2 separate regions of the Mus musculus genome follow, and region 1 is linked to region 2. The links are chromatin loops, found by intact Hi-C in ENCODE. Cell type or tissue: left cerebral cortex. All regions are shown on one strand. Each heading gives the region's core, and the rest is flanking DNA. Links, peaks and the distances in the headings are about the cores only.

Region 1 (9,022 bases), core at 1,899-5,898, 140 kb after region 2:
TTGAGAAATAGTAGCTGTAAAAAGCTTAGATCCAGGCAAGGTATTAAAGCCTTTAATCCCAAGAGATAGAGGCAAACCTGTGTTCGAGGCCAGCCTGGTACAGACCAAGTTCTGATTAGAGAAAAGCTTAGGTCCAGGTGATAGTACACACATTTAATCCCAGCATTCAAATGACAAAGACATACAGATCTGTGACTTCAAGGTCAATCTACAGAGCAAGTTCCAGGACAGCCAAACCTAGACAGTGAAGAATTTGGGAAACAAAAGGCTGGTGATAATGTACTAGAACAAGGCAGGCCATGTTCCAGCTCCAACAAGCAGCAGAACTCTGGCAGTGTTGGCCAGGTACCACTGGGTTTAGAGTCCAAAATAGAAGGGAATACTGGGACAACTGATGTTGGTTAGCTGGAGCTATGAAATTAGTGGTGATTAATTTCCAGTCCATAGATAACTATGTAAAATAGCAATTTTATAATAAACATGAAAATCAGACCTGTTTCAAAATCTAGTACTGAAATGAAAAAGTATTTAGTTCTTGTCTTGGGCTGAAATAAAATATACGAGCATCAAACATAGGAGCCACACTAAAACACAAACAGAATGGAGACCAATGGAGGCAGGACTGGACTTTTGGTTCCCTTCTTGTGTTATTCAACTCCAATAGCTCACTGTTTGAAGTATTCTAACCCCATTTCATGTCAATCTTTTTAAAATCAAGGATACATGATGGAACTTACACATAACAATAAACAGATGATTCCCAAAGTTACTGCTATTTTATATCATGCAAACCACTCAGAATCAGAAACTCTGTGAACAAAGGAATATTTTTTGTGTATTTAGTAGAAATAAGAAATTAGGTAGCTTTCCAAACCTCTTCTATAAATTTCAATTCCTTAAGAGTTAATTATAGACATGTCTAGGAAAACTTTAAAACAAAAAATTAAACAAATAAACAACAACAACAACCAGTTAGATAGATGGCTTGGATCAAAATGTCCAAAATAATGGATACCTTTTCTCCCCCTTAGGCCTGTGTTATAAAAAATAAAAACAGACCTATATAAGCAATACTTAATACACCACTAACAAATAGAAAACCTAGCAAGGCAAAATTTGCAAAATTAGATGGAATTAGTTTAACCACAGAATTCAGATTTAAAAGAAACTAAACTAAAGAAAGAAGGTTTGACAAGGTTGAAACATAACACATTTTTATCATTTCTCTTGCCTGGAAACCTGAAGTTCTTAGAAAACATCACTGAAGAAAAGTTTATATCAGCAGGGCAGTGGTGGTGCACGCCTTTAATCCCAGCACCTGGGAGGCAGAGGCAGGCAGATTTCTGAGTTTGAGGCCACCCTGGTCTACAGAGTGAGTTCCAGGATAGCCAGGGCTACACAGAGAAACCCTGCCTCGAAAAAAAAAAAAAAAAAAAAAAGTTTATATCATTGCTACTATTTTTCTATACTGTAAGCTGTTAGTCAACTTAAATTTTAAGAAAAAAAAGTTGATCTTATTTAAATTCTTGCTTACTGTATACATACATGAGTACTATGCCTGATACACACTAGGCCTGGTTACCAATCTTAGGGATCTCCTTGTCATATAAACACTTGCTCAATAGAAAGCAGTAAAAACAAAATTCTCACTAGTCGGTAATTCAGGCTTGAACCCAACATAGACAGGAATCATTATTGAGTTATCCATAAAGCCCTTAGTAACTGAGATCCATAATAAATCCAATTCAGTACCAAAAATAGGACATCTCAGAGATGACATATATGCCAGTTGTTCTGGGATGATCAGTACACATTGTATAAAATGTCTCACTGGTACCTCACCAATATGTAATAACTACTGTAAATTAAAAATAAAAACACCTTTTAATAGAATTAAAGAAAGACATTGTGGGGGGTACAGATCCAAAGTAGAGAACTTATCTAGCTAGCACTGTCCTGCTCTAAGTATCATCAAAGGATGGATTTAAAATATTCTAAAAATAATTGGCAGAATAGTTATTTTCTCCTTCCCTAGAAAAAGGATGGAAAATGTATTCAGTCATCCTCATATTACCAATAATTAATAAGCTGTGCTTTAATGTGCATGTTAGCATAAAGCAGTGTAGTGTTAACATTTAATGAAAAAAGTCAAAATGCATTCAGTATTCTACTAATGATTCCTGGGGTACTATGTCAATATTTGGGTGGGAACATTCACAATTTCTTCAGCAGCCATGTAGTATAATGTTTAAGAGTGGATTACAGGAATTCAGATTTTAAAAATTTAAATAATCCTGTTTCAAAATTTTAAACTAACCATCTTTCCTATCAGTAATTAGCTGGTATTTAGGTTACAGAACTCTGGGTACCAGTATCTCATCTGTAAAGTAGATATTAGAAAATTAAGCTATCATAAGCGAATATCATTTACAACCAGCTCAGGTACTTATAGCTCAATCTAATTTGGAATAGACAATAATTGTACAGACCTCTAACCTCAGTTAAGCCCTAATATTAGGAATCACTGATATTAAAAAGGCCACTTCTACTTTGGAGGAATAATTTAAGCAGAATCAATAATTTGTCTATGAAGACAAGAAAAAAAGACAGTGAAGAATATAGTATATAGCTTTAAGAGCCAAATACTAAGAAACACGGGTTTTATTCCTCTTCTAACTTAGGAAAGCCAAAGTTCTAAGCTTTAAGTTTCTCCTTATACTTTTCTTTTTCCTTCTTTTTTACCATCTTATCATTTCTAGGGGGAGTAAGACACAAACTAGGACAGTTATAGGGTATACCTAAACCAAGAAAGCACACTGGAATTAACACATGAAGATGAGTAATTGAATACTATTAGAGGAAATGTAATTTTTATTCACCTGAAATAATATATCATGGTCTGTGAAAATGGATAAAGTCCGTATCCCTAAAATATATAGCATAAGCTCTAAAACTATATAGTTACTGTCTTTAGAATATCAGAGGGGAATTGTTAGTTATAGCCATAAAAACAAGTAACAAACATGCCTGCCGAGTGCTCTCCTGGGGGGGGTTGGGGGGGGTGCCCAAATGTCCAGGCACTTAGTTAAGTATACCAGAGAAGGATTTCAGAGTCTCTAATATGTAAGGGAAAAAAAAAAAAACTGTTTGATGGCATTTTACTAAACCATTTTCTAAAGTATTAAACATTATTAGAAGCAACAGACTCTAGCGCATCACTATACTTATTTAAACACACATCTGCAATCTATATAAGCATACTATTTTCTATATAAGAAGCAAAGTTCCAAGGTTGTCTCTACCTAAGGTTTTTAGTCAAAATGCAACCAATCCTGCAGAACTACTCACCAATCTTCAAGAAAATCTATTCATGTGTGTTCTATGTACTATATCATTTTTAATTCTGTGATACACATTATTTTACATGAAAAAAAATTAATATTGATAACAAGAAAGTGATTTAAAATTAAATTTACTACTTTCAAGAACACTAAAAACTGCACAGAGCAAAAAAGTAGGCAGTATCGCAACATGAAGTAAGTGCAGGCAGCTGACTTAGATAAGCTGGAGAAAACAGGGGAGGAAATCTAAGTTATAGACAATAGATAATGAAGGAGTTTTAACTAGACTAGCAAATCAGAACAATCAGACAAAAACTGTAAGAGCAGGAATGCACTGAAAGAGTTAAACTACACCAACTTACATGTAAAAGCTTTTATTACTTCTGCTCTAAAAAAGTCTCTAAGACACATGAAAGCCACCGTCCAACACAGAAATATTTAGAAAGCCTGTGCATAAGTTCAAATAAAGATTAAAAAACCATAACCTCCATTTCATCCTAATGCTTGTATTTGTTCTGAATAAATATGATGTGTCACATAAGAGGAAGATTTCTAAGCTTTCTCCTACCTCGGGTTTTTAGTCAAAATGAACGCAAACAATCACGTGGGACTCAGCCAAGCAGTGACGTTAAATTCTGCTCTGTCAGAGACAGCATCTGTCAAGCCCACATTTAAACTGCTGCCTGCCTGTGCAGCACGGAAGAACGGTGCATTTCACATTACAGACCAAAACCCCAGGAAAACAGCTCAAAAATCCTTCCTGCAGCTGCCAGGCAACCACGACGGAGAAAGGCAAAGCCTTTTTTTTTCCCCCAATGCAACTGAAACACTAAACCACAGCTCTGCTGCTTAACATTGCAGCTCAGCGCTATTACTAGAAATATGGATACTGAGAAGAGAATACAGCACTGCATTGTCCAGCCGGGAATACAGCAGATGTAAAGAGCTTCAATGCATCAACTGTCGGAAAGAGTCAACTGTGCACCAAATACAACAGACAGCTACAGCTCTTTTGTTTAGTGAAAGAGAGAAAATGAAAGAAAGGAAAAATCTCTGAAGACTATAAGATATAGACATATGAACAAGAAGGGTAACTTGAAGACACCCCGACAGATGGACACTTTGGATACTGTGAAAAGCAATCACAGGAGGCAGACTGTTGGGGGATGTGCGCATGTTCGATAGCATCGTTTTTTGCTGAAGTGATGGCGTGCCAAAAGTATTTTCAGTAGACATAATCCTCTCCATCTAATGGTCTGACCAAGAAAGAAAGGTATGTTGCTGTCTTGTGTATGATGTTCATTAAATGTGTTTTAATTTCCTAACCATACAGGCACTGATACACTTGATAAACAAGTTCATACAGTCCACTGCCCTTCAAACTATGAAAGGCTTTCTAAATACACGATTTTAAATTTGCCTTTTCTACTAGACAAGCTGTCGTTGCTTTATTCAATTAAATAACTGGGAGTAATTCTGCAGGATTGTAACATTACAAGGAAAACCAAATAGTAACTAGATTTACTGAAAAGAATGTCTGAGAAATTAAACTAAAAAGAAAAAAAAAAAGAGCTCTCTAGCCTTTTTTTTAAAAAAACAGCAATTCTCTAGCAAATTAGGTCAAATTGATTCCTTATCTAATAAATTAAAGCACCTTCTTTAAAATGGTTATCAAGAGACAGTGGGGTAAAATTATATTAAATAGCATAAATATGATCTTATTATCTTGAGGTATTTTTAGAAAATCTCTTCAAAACAAAATCTTAGTTCATAGTAATATATTCTCTGTAATATCTATCTCTTCAGAGAGAGATAGAAACAATTCAGGAGTACATCAGCAAATTTTAAGTGTTACTGAGCTACAAGGAGATACTACAAGTTACAACATTAGCCATCAGATTAAAACGCTAGTGAGTTTATGCAAAGCATAACACCACCACAGTAGTCAGTCACATGTTATTACAGTATCAATGAATACAACTTTAACAAAGAGAGATCAATAGTTGCTCTAAATAGATTGGTGAAACAGGGAGTTTTTAAGTAACAGAGTGATTCTAAATAATCAAGTGTAAGACTGTTCCTGGAGTTAATTATAAAAGTGAAATTAAAAAACTAACATACTTGCAAACTTTATATGCCCCAGTACAGGGGAATACCAGGGCCAAAAAGGGGGAGTGGGTGGGCAGGGGAGTGGGGGTGGGTGGATATGGGGGACTTTTGGTATAGCATTGGAAATGTAAATGAGTTAAATACCTAATAAAAAATGGAAAAAAAAAAACTAACATAAAATAGCTTAATATACAGCACATATTAATAATGGTCAAATACAAGGTCAAATAATATCCACAGTAGGTTTCTAAGCTTTATTTACATGTGATAATGACCTGCCTACTGCCTCTACATGTGTCTGCAGGACAGAATAAACTACCCTGGGAACAATCAACGTTAGAGTGCTCGGGGTCAGGGACTCAAAGATATTCCTAAAATCTTACAAACCTTTCTACGTATTTTGATTCTTCCTCTCACTTTCATAAAACTTACTACCCTAACAATCACAAAGCCAAAAAAAAAACCCCTGTGGAAGCACTGTGTGTGTTGTAGAATTAAGACTGAATGAGTGTATTAGACTTTGTCATATATCAAGAGATTCCTAGTCATAACTAAGTATCTTTATTCTGATAAAAATTACAATCAGAAACTAATCAAAAATAATTTTTAAAAAAATCCAGCCTCTGTTGGTATCTTTATTAGAAATTAAGCTTTATAAACTAAATATTTCAAAGCTTTAAAAGTATACAAGTGTTTCTTATCAAACCATCATTTAACTCTGGGACTGTCTTTAGAAACTAATATATTTATATCAACTTTTAAAAGTCAAAGGACAGAAACTCTATAGGAGGATACATTAAATAGTAACATCCTTACAAATTTCGGTCTATAAGAGGTAAACACACACTTAAATCATAATAATTAAAACAGAAAACATCTATTTTTTTAAAATCTATTAAAAGACATGGCAAAATTTTAACTCTTAGTTTTCTTATTTCCAAGAACTAATATTCAACAGGCATTAACCTGTGAATAATTTTATCATCTAACAAAAAGAGGAATAGTTACAGCAATTTTACTTTCTTAACAGCATACACACACAGACACACAGACACGGAGACAGAGAAAGACAGATCTCTATCCTGAGAAACTTTAGAAAAAAAATGAATTTAAGGCTAGATGCATACGTTTCATTTATCAGTAGGAGGTTATCAAATAGGTGTATTTGTACAGGAATTCCAAGCTCTCCTAGATTAATATTTACAAACATACAATTCTTATAAAATTTAAATTAAAACATACCTCCATCTTATAAAATCATAATAGAACCACATAAGAATATATATAAAATTGCAATAAAATTGTTGAATATTAGTTCTTGAATAACAACAAAACTAAGAATTAAAAATTTTGCCATGTCTTTGAATAGATTTTTTAATATATCTTTTCTGTCTTAATTATAAATAATTTAAGGGTGTTTTATATTTTATAGGTTGAAATCTGTAATATTCCTATAATATTCAAACACTTTACAATTTCACTTCAGGGACACTGTTTTCTTGTAAACAATGTGTCTTACTACAATACTTCATCCCTTTAAGGTCTTTTATCCATTCATTGAAATATCCTACCTGGAATTTAATTCATTTTGAACTGTTTTTCTTTAAAGTTTGCACTTTTAAAGTATCTGAATGACTAGATCTCAGTCATGTTCTAAGCATTGTTAAATCAACACAAAGCTGATACATTTATATTTATAATACTTGAAACAGATCAAATGAACTTTCCAAAGTAACTTCACTTTTAAATTTATATACATAACCCTTTAATACCCAGTACTCTCATTATGAAGTGGGGGGTGGGGGGGTCATTATCTACCACATAAAGTAATTTTCATATGTACTCTTTAAAATAGTTTTCTGCTTTAAGTAGAATTACATCTAGTTATAAGTACAGTCATGAAAATTTGTTTCTAAATCAGGCCATGAAGCTCCGTAATTTCAAACTCATATCATGCAGAAACCATGTTGCAAAGAATGTAATAGCTTTGGTCTTTATATAGAATGGTAAGATTTAAATTCACGTAAATAAAACTAAGACTAAATTAGATTTTTTAGAAACTACTGTCTGTGTGTGTGTGCGCGCACATGTGTGCTTTTGTGTGTGTGTGTGTGTGTGTGTGTGTGAGAGATTAAATACTTTTTTAGGTTTGAGGTATAGGCTAGTAACTAAATGCACCATTCATTTTCAGAAACAAGATCAAACCTTAGTGCCTGTTACACATTAGAAATCTGTTCAAATTCCCACCTACTTGCTCCTCCTAGTGGTTGTTACTAGAATAGTACTTCATTGATAGCCACCTAACACTTTCAAGCAGTAACTGAAAGGTGTGTGTGTAAATTTTATGCTACAATCACTCAATTTTTTGAGAACTTCCTTGTAAACTCTATTACTTTTCAAATGCATTTATGTGAGGATAAGCTAAACTGCTATCAATCATAAGTAGATCATTATCGTGAGATAAATAAGCACAAGCATTTACACATATAATTAGAAATAAGTGGCTATGTTAAAATTTTTATTTCCTTTGTTTAAAGAAATTATTTCAGTGAATAATAGAAAAATCACTTATTGATCAAAAGAATTTAATAATACCATCCTCAAAATTAATAATTATATAAATGACTTCTACTTTGGGTTTGTTTGTTTGTTTGTTTGTTTGTTTGTTTTTTTAAGAACTAAAAAAAAAAAAAAAAAAAAAGCCAAAACTAGGCATGGTGTCTCTATTTCATAAAACACCATTTACTGGAATTCAAACTACTGCTATGACCCTCAGTTCTTTATCTATGAATAGGTAAAAACAAGGAAAAAATTAGCAAATACAAATAAGTTTATGCTATGCTGAAAAGCCTCTTGCAAAACAGCCAGTTTTCACTAAGAGGCATCACTAATTTCTTGTGAACTTCTGAACGATCTAGAACTATAAGTGTAATGCTACTATAAAGTCTTTAAAGTTAAACTAATTTCTGGCATTGCAGATCATGCAAAAAAGTGTAATTCAAGAATATTTTAAAATGTATTTTGTGGAAAGTGTAATTTAAAGCAGTTCACAATAGTAGGAGCTATTGTCTATATTTTTCAAGAAGTCCAGAAAAACTGCAAAATACACACCCTTTGCCCAAAGCATTGACACATAAGACTGATATCCTAGATATGTACTATTTAGGGTGGATGGGTAAAATTAGCAAAGTACTGTAAATTGTTAATTATTTATTGCTATCTAAAATCTCACACTGAACTCACTAAACCCTAAAAATTAATTTTGACAGGTGTATCTTCTCACTGACTTTTTTGACACGGGGGTCAGGGGGAGAGACTGGAAACATGCCAAGCAGTGACTGTGACTAACTGAACTCTGCCACAGTTAAACCTGCACCTTCTGTTCCAAAGCCAATACATGTCCATTTTCCAAAAAAGGCCACTGACTGTGCACCATATCGCCATGCTATGTCAAATCAATTTTAATTAATGTCAATAAATTTGCCATCTGTTCTGAAGGCCCTCTTTCCGAGCCTTTGTCAGAAATCTAAAAGCATTTTTCCTGTCTACATGGACACAACATTAAAACCCTT
Region 2 (9,022 bases), core at 3,369-7,368:
AAATAACTATGTTCTATCAAATATTAGTAATCATGAAACAAAACAAGTTAATAAGATAGTTGAAATCTTTCAGTCTAATTATGATACTTTCTAACTAAATACAATCTTTATGTATCTTCTATAGAATATTCATCAAAAGGCTCTATTCCTCAGTGTAGAGAAATGCCAGGGCCAGGAAGCAGGAATGGGTAGGTTGGTGGGCAGGGGGAGGGGATGGGAGTTTTCTGAGGGGAAACCAGGAAAGGGGATAACATTTGAAATGTAAAGAAAGAAAATATCTAATAAAAAATAAAGAAATAAAAATAAGAATATTCATCAAAGAATAGTTCCATGTACAGGTAATATTAATAAATATTACCAAGAATTTAAACTTTAGAGTTGAAAAGAACTTCTACAAGCTGCAAAATCTTCACAATAACCTTTAACTGTGATCATCATAAACACATGTTGTAAGACAGCATAGTTTTTTAAATTACATTAGTGTCCAGATAATCTAATCAACAAATGTCAAGTCCTGGCACATGGAAGGGATAGCATGACATGGTTTTCGTCCCAGGAGCAGAGCTAGCAGGGCATGGACCTCGACCAGTGCCGTCAGTTGCTGTGGGCGTGAGGCTTGTTTGTATGATAATCTCCATACTTTCGTATTCCTCCTCCTTCGGGGAATGCTCTCCCTGTTAAGGTTAATGATTCCATGACAATTAGAAACAGCACAAGGCCAGGCGATGAGAATGTGTTCCTTAGCAAAATGGTGACTACCGTGTGTGACCTTCAGGATGACCCTAAAGGTTGTAGGAGAGAACTCTGAAAACATAAGTTTCAAAATTTATCATTTGTCAACTATGCAAAATATAAGCACAATATGAATTGTATGAGGGGCTTCACAGACCTAAGAAAATAAAGGCAGCTGCATTAACAAGCCAGCTTGTCAAAAGGATACAAAAGGCAGGCAGATTCCTGAGTTCATTTGCTATGTCAAAAAAATGTATTTGGTGTCTTTTCTAAGAATAAAGGGGCTAAGGTCATAAAATGGTGATTTGTTGGATAATCAAAAGAGAACCTGGGGTAAAGATTGAGTTGATATGCAAATAAAAGACTTCGCTTTGGTTTTCAAGCGCTGAGCTATCTACATCATCTACACAGCTGTCTAGAGAGCCAACTCAAGCTGAACACAGAACTGTCAGCTTGTACCCACCATTGAGCTGGAGTCATTCTTTTGCTGCTTCCAAACACCCCTTCCTGGGGATCCACTCTCAAAGCTGAGGCCAGGACTTGGCAAACAAGTTACAAAACCTGAGTTTATACGAAGACCTTCTCATTTGTGTTCACAGAAGCTGAAGTAATTTGGTTCTGTGGTTAAGAGCACTTGCTGCTCTCCCAGGGGATCCAGTTTGAAAGTAGCTCACAATCACCTGCAGCTCTAGCTCCAGAGCCTCTGATACCTTCTTCTTGCCTCCATGTTCACCTGCATTCACTTGTGCACATACCCACAATAAAAACTGAAATAGATCTTTTTTATTAGATATTTTCTTTATTTACATTTCAAATGTTATCCCCTTTCCTAATTTCCCCTCTGAAAATCCCCTACCCCCTTCCCCCTCAACCTGCTTCCCAACCCACCTACTCCCATGCCTAGTCCTGGCATCCCCCTATACTGGGGCATAGAGCCTTCACATGACCAAGGGCCTCTCCTCCCATTGATGACCAACTAGGCCATCCTCTGCTACAAATAAAGCTAGAGCCACAAGTTTCACCATGTGTTTTCTTTGATTGGTGGTATAGTTCCAAGGAGCTCTGAGGGTACTGGTTAATTCATATTTATGTTCCTTCTATGGGGCTTCAGTCCCCTTCAGCTCCCTGGGTATTTCTCTGGCTCCTTCATTGGGGACCTTGTGCTCTGTCAATGGATGACTGTGAGCATCCACTTCTGTATTTGCCAGGAAATAAATCTTTTTTAAAAGGCCCTTTAATCCTCTTTATGCTCAAAACATGCTTAAAATATTTACTACCCAACACCTAAAAACATAGTTTGCCAATACCATATGCCACTCTTAAATTTTCACAAAAAGAAATGATATACATTTACATTTTTCTTTATTAAAACATTCTTATGTGTTAAGAAATATATATATATATATATATATATATGTAGCAAAATTTAAACATACTTATTAAATAATTTCAAGATTTGTCTCCCATATGTTGGCCACTCCCAGCCATTCTGATACTATAATCCTGAGAAATATAAATACACTAGCAAGATTTCGCTGAAAGGACCCAGTTATAGCTCTCTCTTGTGAGACTATGCCGGGGCCTAGCAAACACAGAAGTGGATGATCACAGTCAGCTATTGGATGGGTCACACGGCCCCTAATGGAGGAGCTAGAGAAATTACCCAAGGAGCTATAGGGAACTGCAACCCTATAGGTGGAACAACAATATGAACTAACCAGTACCCCGGAGCTCTTGTCTTTAGCTGCATATGTATCAGAAGATGGCCTAGTCGGCCATCACTGCAAAGAGAGGCCCATTGGACTTGCAAACTTTATATGTCCCAGTACAGGGGAACGCCAGGGCCAAAAAGGGGGAGTGGGTGGGTAGGGGGTTGGGGGGGTGGGTATGGGGGACCTTTGGGATAGCATTGAAAATGTAAATGAGGAAAATACCTAATAAAAAATAAATAAATAAATAAATGCCATAAGCAAGTCCTTCCTTTCTTACCATTCGTTCACTTCCATTGAACAACCTCTCAGTGTTTTCAAGGTCACTGCTGCCCTTGCTATTCCCACAATTCTCAGGCTTATCAAGCCAATCTGGCTTCTCTGATCTTTGTACCCAGCATAGGCCTACCAGTCAGTAGTCTTCATAGTTCATACTTTGCTTGTTATATTACTAATCGTTTTTAATTCCTCATCGTTGACCGTTCTCATTGAAGTCACAGAACTATAACACTCTGCTCATAAAGAACTCACAGAACCGAATGTTGGCTGACCCTTTCATAGGCCTTTTGTACCCCTTCCAAGCAAAGCAGTTGGTTGAGCAGTTTCAAACTATCAAGTGTTTTGCTGTGATTTTAGAAAACAAGATTATTGCGATAGGGTTTGTATGCTCAAAGAAGTCAGTCTCAAGAACACCTCTATGTTCTCTGGAATTGTTTGTAATTTACATACTTTTAATAACATAACAACAGAGAAAAGGAATGGGGTATTTTAAGTAGTTATGGAGTTTGAAACAGGCCAGAAAGCCAGAGAGAGATAGAGAAAACTTTATACAGCATCCAAAACTCCAAAGGCATAACTGAAGGCAGAAGATCTCAGCCTTCACTCTTAAAGTCTTCAGCTGGCTTGGAACAGCTCCGTTGATTTTAAAGCAACCCACTTTACTCAGAATTTATAAGTTCAAATACTAATAACGATTTTTTTTTAGAAAAACACCTTCACACACACACACACACACACACACACACACACACAGACTATTCTTTGAACAAGCAAGATGTCATAGTCTAGCCAAAACTAAATACATCATCAAAATCGATCTTCACTGTGTTTCTTTCCTCACTGGAAACTCATGCTGATTTTGCCGACTTGCCAATGTTAAGCCCTCCATGTGAATTCATGTGTGTTCTCTGAGCTCCAAGAATTTTTCAGTTATTGCTACTGTTCTGTATCATCTGTGTCTCCCAGTTCATTCCTCTTCCTGAGCAAACAGGGTCAAGACTGTCCTCCCTTTGAATAGTCCCTCATTCTTACATATGCTACAGCTGCTCCCCTCCAGTTTCCTTAACTCATCTCCAAATTTCCTGCAGAACTGGTTTCCTTCATCCCTTGCTCCCTCTTCCCCACTCATTGACTCCTTACTTCAAGGTCCAGCCTCAGTTGCTGTCACTCTTTTATCCTGCTCCCTTTTCTTCCTGGAATACTCTCCACCTGTTCTTATAGAAGTGGTCACATGCTGATTTTCTACTCTACCTGGCCTCCTGTTTGAACCAATCTAGATTCAGGGCAGAACCTGTAATTCAGAGGCATGAAACATGGAAGGGGAAAGAAAGAAAGAAAGAAAGAAAGAAAGAAAGAAAGAAAGAAAGAAAGAAAGAAAGAAAGAAAGAAAGAAAGAAAGAAAGAAAGGAAGGAAGGAAGGAAGGAAGGAAGGAAGGAAGGAAGGAAGGAAGGAAGGAAGGAAGAAAGAGAGAGGGGGAGGAAGGAAGGAAAGAGAAGAGAAAAAGAAAAGAAAAGAGAAGAGAAGAGAAGAGAAGAGAAGAGAAGAGAAGAGAAGAGAAGAGAAGAGAAGAGAAAAGAAAAGAAAAGGAGAAAGAAAAAGAAAAGGAAAGAAAGAAAGTGACTAAAACCTGACAAATGTAGACCACATTGCACTGGAACACCAGTCAAACCAAATGATGCTTGCTGGGTATGTTGAGTTATCTATACCCAGATGATGAGTACAGAAGCCATCATTTAATCATGTGAAAGTTATCTTTTCCACAAGCTTCCAGAATATGTGCTTTATAAAATTCTTCACATATGTGACTACTGAGTAGCTTTGCTAATGATTTTTTTCCGAATCATAATTATAGATTATTGATTACCAGAGGAGCCTCTGTGTCAAACAATAGAACAAAGTGGCCCAAATAGGAAAAACTTTTGCAGAAAATGGCAAATTTGAAATATTCCTCCTTAGGATAAACTTTTAAAATCTTTTTAATATAAAAAAATATTTTATATCCATGAGTTTTTGCCTGCATATCTGCCTGCTTCCCTTCTGCATGCCTGGTGCCCCAAGACACCAGAAGAGGGAAATGAATCTTCTGGAATTAGAGGTAAATCGTCAAGCCTGAATCATCTGGAGGAGAAGCAACAGCTAATAACCACTAAGTCATTTCTCCAGGCCCTGTGTATAGTCCTGAGTATAACAAAAATACATGAGCTAGAGTATCTCAGAAAATACACCCATGACTGTGAGTATCCACAGAGGTAGAAGGACATAAGGAGAAAAGATATATTGCTTTGCCTGAAAGGCTTGAGGTCATGGATATTTAAGAAAAGACTGGATCACACGGGAAGAGTCAAAAGGTGCTGAAACCCCTGGAGATATACTCTTTGTTTCTCTGTTTTGAACTTACTGTGATCAACAGAATGAGAACAAACTTATCCGCAAATTATCTTAGAAAGGGAAATTATTAGGTGTGATAACTTGGTAGCAGGAAGCAAGTGTCCCTTACACAGATACCACAATTAGTTATGGAAAGCCAAGAGGTATTTATGAATGCTTTGAAAACCATTTTACTCAACTCATTCGTTTTCAGAGGATGTGGCTCGAAATAGCTAAATCTTTGTGGATGAATAATGTATGAAAGCTCTGGTACCCTTTGAATAACATAATTTAAACTGGAGCCATTACAGCATAAAGGGAAAAAGAAGAACTCACTTCAGATTCCTCCAATTTCAACAAGAATTATCACAAGATTTTGATTTAAGGTAATCTCATCTCCATTTTGGTTCACTGCACAGAGTTTTACTAATTGTGTTTATATAGCCCCGGTACTAAATAGAAGCTACAGTTCAAAGCAGCTTAATGTGAACAAACTTATCTAAGGCAAGACCTAATTCAAATCCATTTCAAAAGTAAATTTTTATCATGCGTTGGTACTTTCCTTTTCTAAAACATTTTGTGAGTCTGCATCAAAGAGAAGAGTCAAGTAGAAGTACGAATTGAAGCTGGCAAATGTAGCAAAACACCAAAGGGACCGTCGTTTCTATTTACTGCATCACAAAGTTCCCCCTTTTATGTCCCTGACATCCTTCTTTAAAAGGAAGTGTTCTACTTAATATATTTGAGTCAAATAAAGACCACATTATCATTGATTTAGAATTTTCTCTGACAGGACTATGTACAGGACCTGACTGGATGAAAGCTAGACTGGAGTAGGCCCTAATAGGAAAATTATGCCCAGAAAGTGGGCATAATCAGTTGGTTGGCATATGATTGTCTTCTCCCTGAATACAGTTCAAGTCTTCTCCCACAGCTCATGCATGTTTAAGCTTCCCACCCCCATCAGCCATCTCTCTTTCAATTGAACATACTATTATAGCTCAAATACTGCATAGAATTGAATTCTTTACATATATTTGCCTGCTCTAAACTCCTGTGGTCAGGTTATTATATTCATCCCTTCACCTTTAGTGATTTGCAAGTCATGCTCGCGAAATCAGATGTGGATAGAATCACTCATCCTTTGTTTAGGAAGACAGGGATAGTGACAAAACAAATGATCGCTAGGACGGGATTGGGGGAGGGGCAGAGCTTGTCCCGTATACATGTGAACAAAGCAAAGCATATCCACACAACTTTCAAATTGTCCAGTGGTGAGCTATTCTGCTTTTTTTTTTTTTTTTGGTACTATTATTTTATTTAATGTATGCTCCTCCATTTCAAGGTTGCTGTTGGTAGGGTGTTACCTATCACCAAAGACACATCCCTGAAAACTTCTAAATTTGGCTTCCACGTTCTTCAATCTCCCTACCACCCTGGGAATACAGCCAGGCTCGGCCCCATACCCCTTCCATTTGAGCAAGTCCCTGAGCAGTTCTGGGTCAACATAAACTAACTAAAGACGATTCAAAGCTCAGAACCGAGTTGAAAGGCCAGCCTGACTGAACGAGAAAACAAACCTTTGGAAAAAGCTAAAGACCCTATTTTAAAGCAAAACCTCCTTATTCAACACTTTGCTACAAACTGCACTCATATCTTTAGCGAGTATGGGACTCTGCCCCTTTTCAGGTGAGGCCTTTGTAAGGAAAGCTAGGAGAGACGGCCTGAGACAAACCCCCACTCCCGTAGAACCCAGACACAGATGCTAGTAAGAATCAGGAATTTAAAACCGGAGCTTATTATCCGTCCTGAGAATGTAATCTCCCCAGCCCACACTGCCTCTCGAAGGGCTTGATTTAGCCGGCTTGCTACTTCCACACCTTCTAATTGTAGAATTTCCTTTCATTTAAATCTCCTCCGGGCCAAACTCTGATTAAACTAACACATATGGTCTCTAGGATTTAGAAACTGAGCTTCGCCAGCAAGAAGCTACTTAAATAGTAAACCACCCAGCCCTCTTCAGTTTACCCTGCCTGAAATAGACAGGGCAGTACCCAGGCAGGCAATTAATTGACCCAGACTCCCTTACATTCTCTCTTCTACGTGATGACAAGACCAAGGGGGAAAAAATCCTCTGGCAACTGCAGGCCGGATATCACCTTACCACTAGCTCAGCACATTCCAAGTTAATGTTCTCAGCTCTTTAGAATCTAGCACAATGTTAACATATTACTTACATCTCATAGATAACATTACTTTCTAAAACTTAATTGAAACTCTCCTTTTTTTGAAGAGAAAGTATTGATTGCCACTTAAGATTCATGGAACATAGCATTTTCAAGTTGACAACGTACTGTCTCAGAGAATCAGCACTTGGAAGAAGACTTCATGGTGAACAGGAGACTGGCATGTCTGCAATAATAACAAAACCATTCCTGCCTCTTTCCCACCCCACCCCACCCCCCACCAGGCCTCTTCCTAGACTCTTCCCTATCTTTCTCTCCTGATCAACTTCGAGTTCAAAACAATAATAATAATGTTTTTCTCTCTGTGCCCATTGGTATTATGTACATTCATTATTCGATATCTCCATGGCAAAACCATTTTAGTTCTTTTTTTTACTTTTATGAATACATATCTGTACATATTCATTTCAGTCTTATATTTTATTAAGCACAATTCCAAGCCCTGCCAATATATCACAGAGTAAGGAAAAAAAAACAAGGTTTGTAACTCAGCCCCTGGGGAACCTCTGTCCTAGGAGTCGGGGGTGGAGCACAGGGGAACCCAGATGACAAATCATTTCACATATTTTAAGATCTAGAGAGATGGTAATTTAGAGAATGTGATGGAGCAAGAGAGGTACCCACTGTTACATCTCAGAGCTGACATCTGAAAACAAGATGAAGTAGCCATGACAAAACTGAGAAGATACAAGTTCAAACAGCCCCAGGTTCAGTCACATCCTGGCCTGAATGATGTACAAGGTCAGAGGTGGGAAGTTCCTGTGAAAGGCAGAACAACATAAGGTAAAGAGAGGCCACAATTAGAATATAAACACTTTGAAAACCATAGGAATGTCTCTGAATTTTATCCCAGTGGCAGACGAGAGAGGGGCACAGCAAAATGATTTATGACTATCATATAGAACACCTCAACTTCTGTGTGGCAAACTCTCAGTAAAGGGGGAAAAAAGAAAAAAAAAAAGCAGAGCTGCCACTCAGAGGCTACTGAAGAGGTGTTCTAGTCAGCAGTGGCTTGTGTGAACAAAAACTGGAAAGATGAAAGGAAGGAGACAGACTGGAGGATTGTTTTTGAACTGCAGATGTTTGAACTTACTAATGAGTTGGACACTAGCTTTACACACCCACCTTCCCACGTTCACACACTTATTCTACAGCACTGTAAGATAGTTTCCAAGACAGAGACTATATTCACATAACTTATTACAGTATACTGTTAAAGTTATTTGGTTTTATTTGTAGTTATTATTGTTAATATTGTTAATCCATAGATTAAAATTGTATGAGTGTGTGTGTGTGTGTGTATGTGTGTGTGTGTGTGTGTGTGTGTGAGAGAGAGAGAGAGAGTGAGAGAGATAGAGAGAGAGAAAGTATTACATGTCTATAATATGTAGATAAGATTTTGTGCTCACCATGGTTTCAGGATTCTGTTGAGTAGCCATATGTCTTCCATGGATAAGGGTAACCACTAGATATAAAAGGGGAAGAAAAAGGCATCAAGTAACCAGATACCTAAGATGACACAATCGGTTTCTTATTAAAAAAAAAAAAAAGTAGGTATGTTATAGGCTTATTAAATGTGAGGTTCCTACTAAATTATTCAATTAGGAAAATCAGACACAAAGGTGAGTTAAAGCACTGGAAATAACTGCAAAGTCAAGAAAGAGGACTATTCCTGGGCTTTTTTTGGT

The links. Hi-C counts contacts between places; a loop is a spot of excess contacts. Peaks named below come from ENCODE experiments on the same cell type or tissue, not always from the same donor. Only the 100,000 strongest peaks of a DNase experiment are listed, where the experiment ranks them.
Region 1: a loop joins it to region 2, with 8 times the contacts of the local background. A loop is called at or near these places in 3 of 42 quality-filtered maps.

The regions. Positions count from the first base shown.
Region 1 is chr1:143,636,729-143,645,750 of GRCm38, forward strand. All of the region lies in intron 10 of Cdc73 (cell division cycle 73, Paf1/RNA polymerase II complex component), which reads right to left. B3galt2 (UDP-Gal:betaGlcNAc beta 1,3-galactosyltransferase, polypeptide 2) reads left to right here and starts at 3,969. Exons shown (of 2, transcript NM_020025.4): 1 at 3,969-4,614. In left cerebral cortex, for the core only: no CTCF peak of the experiment used is centred there; DNase peaks (open chromatin) are centred at 4,019, 4,468 and 5,266; H3K4me3 peaks cover 2,652 bases; H3K27ac peaks cover 2,526 bases.
Region 2 is chr1:143,496,728-143,505,749 of GRCm38, forward strand. Gm35303 (a long non-coding RNA gene) reads right to left here. Exons shown (of 3, transcript XR_387454.2): 2 at 8,744-8,799; 3 at 7,723-8,093. Among named protein-coding and RNA genes, the nearest start is that of Gm35303, 17 kb to the right of the region's middle. In left cerebral cortex, for the core only: no CTCF peak of the experiment used is centred there; DNase peaks (open chromatin) are centred at 5,346, 6,239 and 6,974.